Linked DNA regions of Homo sapiens: region 1 is linked to region 2. A link is an interaction called in ENCODE POLR2A ChIA-PET data of the cell type or tissue named here. Cell type or tissue: B cell. All regions are shown on one strand. Links, peaks and the distances in the headings refer to the core of each region. The heading gives the core; the rest is flanking DNA.

What was found. Peaks named below come from ENCODE experiments on the same cell type or tissue, not always from the same donor. Only the 100,000 strongest peaks of a DNase experiment are listed, where the experiment ranks them.
Region 1: POLR2A ChIA-PET joins it to region 2 with 5 read pairs; 2 of 35 experiments call an interaction of 5 or more read pairs at or near these places.

What each region holds. Positions count from the first base shown.
Region 1 is chr2:127,287,598-127,291,043 of GRCh38, reverse strand. It overlaps ERCC3 (ERCC excision repair 3, TFIIH core complex helicase subunit), which reads left to right. Exons shown (of 15, transcript NM_000122.2): 4 at 771-820; 5 at 1,220-1,355; 6 at 1,543-1,707; 7 at 2,180-2,384. Among named protein-coding and RNA genes, the nearest start is that of ERCC3, 4.8 kb to the left of the region's middle. In B cell, for the core only: no CTCF peak of the experiment used is centred there; no DNase peak of the experiment used is centred there.
Region 2 is chr2:127,747,979-127,751,424 of GRCh38, reverse strand. All of the region lies in intron 7 of WDR33 (WD repeat domain 33), which reads left to right. Among named protein-coding and RNA genes, the nearest start is that of SFT2D3, 48 kb to the right of the region's middle. In B cell, for the core only: no CTCF peak of the experiment used is centred there; a DNase peak (open chromatin) is centred at 1,664; H3K4me3 peaks cover 427 bases; H3K27ac peaks cover 1,478 bases.

The DNA of each region.
Region 1 (3,446 bases), core at 660-3,159, 460 kb after region 2:
GTGGCATGATCTTGGCTCACTGCAACCTCTACCTCCCAGGCTCAAGCAGTTCTCCTGCCTCAGCCTCCCAAGTAGCTGGGATTATAGGCGCCCGTCACCATGCCCGGCTAATTTTTATATTTTTAGTAGAGATGGGGTTTCACCATGTTGGCCAGGCTGGTCTCGAACTCCTGACCTCAGGTGATCCACCTGGCTCGGCCTCCCAAAGTGCTAGGATTACAGGTGTGAGCCACCGTGCCTGGCCTGAGTGGCAAATTTTTATTGTTGCCACACAGCCTCTACTGTATTCCTTCCTAAAGGTGGTTGGGAACCTGGGAGGATTTAAGCTGTATTCTCTGCCATCAAGATGCTTACATTCTATTTGGGGAAATAGGAGCATTGGTGAAGAGGCTTTGCATTTTATTTAAGCCGCAATTACTGTGCACATACTCTGTGGAGTTGTAGTAATACTGGTGTGGTCTTCTCTAGACTAGGGTGGGGGCTGTGGGAATAGAGAGGAAAGGCAGAATGCAAGATTTTAAGCAGCGTTTTATAACTTAATGGATATGCATCAGAATTACCCAGGCAAGAGGAAGATTTTGTTCTCAGAAAGCAGAGGCCAATGGAAAAAGCTCAGTTTAGGCACATCTGACCACTTTAGGATTGCAAGTTGGGTTTCCCTAAAGTAAAATGAACTTTTCACTTGGTTGGTAGGTGTAAGATGTGACCAGTAATGAATGTGTTCTGAGTTAGCTGCACATTTACCTGTTGGATGTTATCTGTATTTGCAGTTGTGTACTGTCAGCTATGGAAAAGTCAAGCTGGTCTTGAAGCACAACAGGTAAGAGATTCCATGACAGGCCTGTCCCAAGGCACTGTCACTTTCTGCGCACCAGCAGGAATAAAGGGATATGGGAAGGACCTGATGTTTATGCTGTCTTTTCTGTGAAGCACAGATAAGAGAAGAGAAACAAGAGATGTGGCCCAGACTGGAAACTCATCCACTGGCCACTGTATTTCCTCTAGCAGTGGAGCTGGGCTCAGGCCCCTGCCTACTTGACCTCAAAGTCACAACCCTCATATGTTAAATCATGGCCGGCAGCTCATGGTACAGATTTGGCGAAGGGTTGTGGGGAGAGTCATGAGGCTTGTATTTCCAGACCATCTAATTGAATGAGCAGTGGAATCTCCAGGAGGTACCTGCTGGTCAGTAGACCCCTTCTTCCTCCCCTGCTTGCAGATACTTCGTTGAAAGTTGCCACCCTGATGTAATCCAGCATCTTCTCCAGGACCCCGTGATCCGAGAATGCCGCTTAAGAAACTCTGAAGGGGAGGCCACTGAGCTCATCACAGAGACTTTCACAAGCAAATCTGCCGTATGTGGACTCCTGGGCCACCCTTGGGTGGGGGCAGGCATTTAGGATTTCAGTTCTCTCAGGTGTCTTTAACCCAGCACTTACAACCTAGCAGCCCTGCTGGTTCTACCCTTTACAACTTCACCCATTGCTTGATAACAGCAGAATTAAATGTTGTGTGCACGTTCAGCACCTACCTCTCTCACAGATTTCTAAGACTGCTGAAAGCAGTGGTGGGCCCTCCACTTCCCGAGTGACAGATCCACAGGGTAAATCTGACATCCCCATGGACCTGTTTGACTTCTATGAGCAAATGGACAAGGATGAAGAAGAAGAAGAAGAGACACAGACAGTGTCTTTTGAAGTCAAGCAGGTTAGTGAATGTACCTTCCTCCTGGTTCCTTCACTGAGCTGCTGTTAGAAGCTAGTCCAGCCATGTGTCGACTCTGCCTGTAGTCTGTGTGAAAGGAAGGAGTCCCTGTTGGTCCCTGAATTGCTTTCTCCTTTTTATTATCTGTGAGCCATGGCATCATTTCTCCTGATGGAGTTAAAGTCCCAGTGTCCTCTTTTTCAGGCTGGTAGGCTGGTCTTCACAGGTTCCTGAGGAGATGTGAGAAATGGTGCCTGAAGGTCAATTTTGCCTGCTGATTAGATTTCATTTTCAAAGTGTTGTTAGTCTGGGTTGCTTTTCTGTGCTTTATCCCGGTTGTTGACTGAGCAAGATCTAAAATCTTGTAGAAGTTTAGATAGAATGCCACTTTTTTGACCATTGGACCTCTTAGAAGATGTAATGTTTTTGAGCACAGTAACAAGATTTTAAAACCCCTTTTGTGCCCTCTTTCCAGGAAATGATTGAGGAACTCCAGAAACGTTGCATCCACCTGGAGTACCCTCTGTTGGCAGAATATGACTTCCGGAATGATTCTGTCAACCCTGATATCAACATTGACCTAAAGCCCACAGCTGTCCTCAGACCCTATCAGGAGAAGAGCTTGCGAAAGATGTTTGGAAACGGGCGTGCACGTTCGGGGGTCATTGTTCTTCCCTGCGGTAAGTGGTACCAGAGTTAAGAAGGTGGTCAGGCTGTTGTGTCTGGATCTGCCAGCTGCCTCCCGCTTTCTCTCTGCACATTTCCCTAAATCACACCTTGCTGAAAAGCCAAGATCAGGTGACTCCCTGATTCATGACTTGACAAATATTTGAGTGCTTGCTGTGTATGGGCCCTGGCCTGGACACTGGGGGTATTATGGTGGCTAGAACAACACTTCTGACCTCATGGAGCTCACTCTTCTGGGGAAGAGACAGATGGTAAGCAGATGTGTACAACCTTGGGTGGTGCTAGAGTCAGCGAAGAAAAATTAGAGCACATGAGGGGTGAGATTGTAATGATGGCAAGGGGCTGTTGCACTTAGTGGGGTTAGGTTCTTGTTCTTGAATCAGCCTTAGGGGTTGTGTATTTGGAGACTCCCTAGCGCAGAAACTTTGGTGTTCCTGGATGACTAGGATGGTGTGCAGGTCCAGGGAAAGGCAGGAGTGGCCCCCTGGGCACCTGTTTGACCACTTATCCCAGTAGTGTCAGGTCCTAGCCTAGCTTCTTGGCCAGAGACCACAGCAGACTCACCTTGGGACCCCACTGAGGACTTACAGAGGCAAGGTCTTCAGGGAAGGGGAGGTTCTTTTTTTCCAAAACTCCAAGGGTTATTTTGATGTTGTTTTCCTTTTTTATTTCACTTTACAAATTTTTTTTATTTACGTTTATTCCTGGTAACTCACAGTGTATTTTTATAATAAAGGAAGGATCTCTGTTTAATGGAAAAGCTTGATTTTTCTCTTGATCTTCAAATGGTGGATGGTAGTAAACTCAGAAGCTCCTGGAATTTCATTTTCTCTGTACACACATAGCGCATCCCTGAATTCTCAGCCCCGTTTGCTGTGTAATAATAATAGTGGTCTTTTGCCGAGTGCCTCCTTCTGTGGGCCAGGCATGCTGGGACCCAGTAGCTTCACTGTCCCGTGGCTGTGGGCAAGGTAAAGTACTCCTCAGCTTTAGTTTTTCAATCTTTCTTTTTTCTTTTTGAGACAGAGTCTTGCTCCGTTGCCCATGCTGGAGTG
Region 2 (3,446 bases), core at 409-2,908:
GCATCTTCACTCTAAATATCAATATTATTATTATTATTATTATTATTATTATTATTATTATTTTGAGATAAGGTCTTGCTCTGTCACTCAGGCTGGAGTGCAGTGGCATGATCTTGGCTTACCGCAGCCTCCACCTGCCAGGCTCAAGTGATCCTCCCACGTCAGCCTCCTGAGAAGCTGGGGCTACAGGTGCATGCCACCATGTGTGGCTAACTTTTGTATTTTTAGTAGAGATAGGGTTTCACCATGTTGCCTAGGCTGGTCTTGAACTCCTGGGCTCAAGTGATCCTCCCGCCTCTGCCTTCCAAAGTACTGAGATTATAGGCATGAGCCACCGTGCCTTGCCATCAATCTGATTTTTTAGAACATTTTTAGTTTTACAGTTTTTAGGTTTTAATGTGCCATGCAAATGTAAGTTCCCAAGGGTCTTCTGGGTGGAAATGTTTATTAAAACAAAAATTTATCAAGAGTATTCACTAGACATTTTGTGTAGTTTTTTAAATTCTAGCAGGTGAATCATTAAATCAATTACTGTAAAATACCTTCAGTTTTTGAATTAGCTGTTTTATTTATTTTTACATTTTAACCTCTGAAAGAAATAAAATTAGCTGTTTTAAAGATAGTTTTTTCCATATGTGTGTATATATATGTGTATATATATGTATGTATACATATATATGTATGCATACATATATATGTATGCATACATACATATATATATATATATATATATATATATATATATATTTTTTTTTTTTTTTTTTTTTTTTTTTTAAGATGGAGTTTCACTCTTGTTGCCCAGGCTGGAGTGCAATGATTACAATCTCGACTCACTGCAACTTCCGCCTCTCGGGTTCAAACAATTCTCAAGTGCCTCAGCCTCTCGGGTAGCTGGGATTATAGGCACGTGCCACCATGCCTGGCTAATTTTTGTATTTTAAGTAGCGATGGGGTTTCACCATGTTGCCCAGGCTGGTCTCGAGCTCCTAACCTCAAGTGATTCATCTGCCTCAGTCTCCCAAAGTGCTGGGATTACTGGTGTGAGCTACTGTGCCTGGCCTTCCCTTATATTTTTGACTCAAAAAAAGTCTGTTCTCAGCTGGGTGCGGTGGCTCATGCCAGTAATCCCAGCACTTTGGGAGGCCAAGGCAGGCAGATCACTTGAGCCCAGGAGTTTGAGACCAGCCTTGGCAACATGGCAAAACCCCATTTGTACAAAACAAATACAAAAAGTTAACTGGGTGTGGTGGCGTGTGCCTGTGGTCCCTGATACCAGGGAGGCTGAGGTAGGAGGATCTCTTGAACCTGGGAAATCTGAGGCTGCAGTGAGCCAAGATTTCGCCACTGCACTCAAGCCTGGGTGGCAGAATGAGACCCTGTCCCTCCCTCCCCACAAATGCCTGTTCTCCTACAATGAGAAATAAGCTGATAACATTTTTGACTTAAGAAGAAGCAGATATTAGAAATTACAGCCTGTGAGAGAATGGTGTGAACCCGAGAGGTGGAGCTTGCAGTGAGCTGAGATTGGGCCACTGTACTCCAGCCTGGGTGGCAGAGTGAGACTCCGTCTCAAAAAAAAAAAAAAGCCTGTGAAATGAAAGGTATTTGAAAGACTCAGTATGATGGAGAGTTTCAGTTCTTGCTGACGAGAAACACTGAGGACTGTGATAATTGTAAAGGTTAAGGTTTGGCACAGTTGCTGAGGGCTTGTCTTGAAAGAGGAAGTAGTCAACACTATGGCATTTCTTTTTTTTTTTTTTTTTGAGGTGGAGTCCTACTCTGTTGCCCAGGCTGGAGTGTAGTGGCACAATCTCAGCTCACTGCAATCTCCGCCTCCCTGGCTCAAGTGATTCTCCTGCCTCAGCCTCCCGAATAGCTGGGAATACAGGTGTCTGCCACCATGCCCAGCTAATTTTTGTATTTTTAGTAGAGACGGGGTTTCACCATGTTGGCCAGGCTGGTCTCAAACCCCTGACCTCGGGTGATCCACCTGCCTCAGCCTCCCAAAGTGCTGGGATTACAGACACGAGCCACCACACCTGCCCTTATGGTGTTTCTTCATCATCATTTTATTTATTTTGTTTTGTTTTATTGAGACCGTTTCACTCAGTCACCCAGGTTGGAGTGCAGTGGCACGATCACAACTCACTGGAGCCTCAACTGCCTGGGCTTATGCGATCCACCTGAGCTTTCTGAGTAGCTGGGACTGCAGTTGCATGCCACTATGCCTGTCTAACTTTATTTTATTTTTAATAGATACAAGATGTCACTATGTTGCTTAAGCTGATCTCAAACTCCTAGGCTAAGAGATTTTCCCATCTTGGCCTCCCAAAGTACTGGATTACAGGCGTGAGCCACCAAGCCCGGCCACATTTTTGGTTTTGTACTTGTAGATATGATTAATACTTATAGAAATTTTAAAAATCTTTCATCAAAAGAGTGCATATGAAAATCTTGCTTTATTTTCTTCTCACAGCTAACATACTATCCAGATAATTCCAGTAGTTAAGGTGAGCACTTTTTTTTTTTTTTTTTTTTTTAAGTTTCAGCTACCTAGGAGGCCCTGTTAGGAGGATCACTTGAGCCCAGGAGATCGAGACAGTAATGAGCCATGCACCACTGCACCCAGGCCTGGGTGACAGAATGAGACCCTGTCTCAGGAAAAAAGATATTACTCACTTTCATGTTTTCCTTATAGCTTCAGCTTTATTGTTGATGAGCATTTTCCTGCATCCCTTGTTTAAAGTACCTCTAAATCTAGACATAACCCAGATACTTGGATGTGCTGCCGCCAATTGAAATGATCCTTGATTAACTCCTGCTTATTCTCTTGATCAATTTGGCTGTAAAAGCTTCTCCTCTGCTTTAACAGTTTTTAATGCTTTTTACTTTACCTGAGCCATTTAAAACATTTTACCATGGTCTTGACATTAAAAGCAAAACTGAAGAAATCTTACACCAGCATCATCCAAAGCTGCCCTCCCTGTGAATTATAGTTTTAGAGTCATTTTCTAAGCCTAGAACATTTAGTCTATTTTCATTTCACTGTTAGTATTTACAAGTGTGAATACCCTTCAGTTAAAGACCACTAGGAGTACACCTGTCATAGAGCAGGTTGGATTTATTGCTCATTGCAGCAAAGAACACAGACCGCAGGGAACCATGGGGTGTCCTAGTAACAGGGTGTTATAATGTATTATAGGATTTGGGCTTTGGATAATTTTGGGGGGAAGGTCTAAGGACATGAGGGCTTGCTCTAGATAGGGTGCTGTCGGAAAACAGAGGCAATTCTATGATTGGGTATCAACAGATCTTATAGAGGGGGTCAAGTAGATTGAGGTTAAAGCTGTAATTGGTGAAGAAATAGCTGTCACTCATTCAGCAAGAAAGAGAATTTTGTATTTTGTGGGTTGTACAGTGACCTAGTTTTTTCTCACTTTGCCATG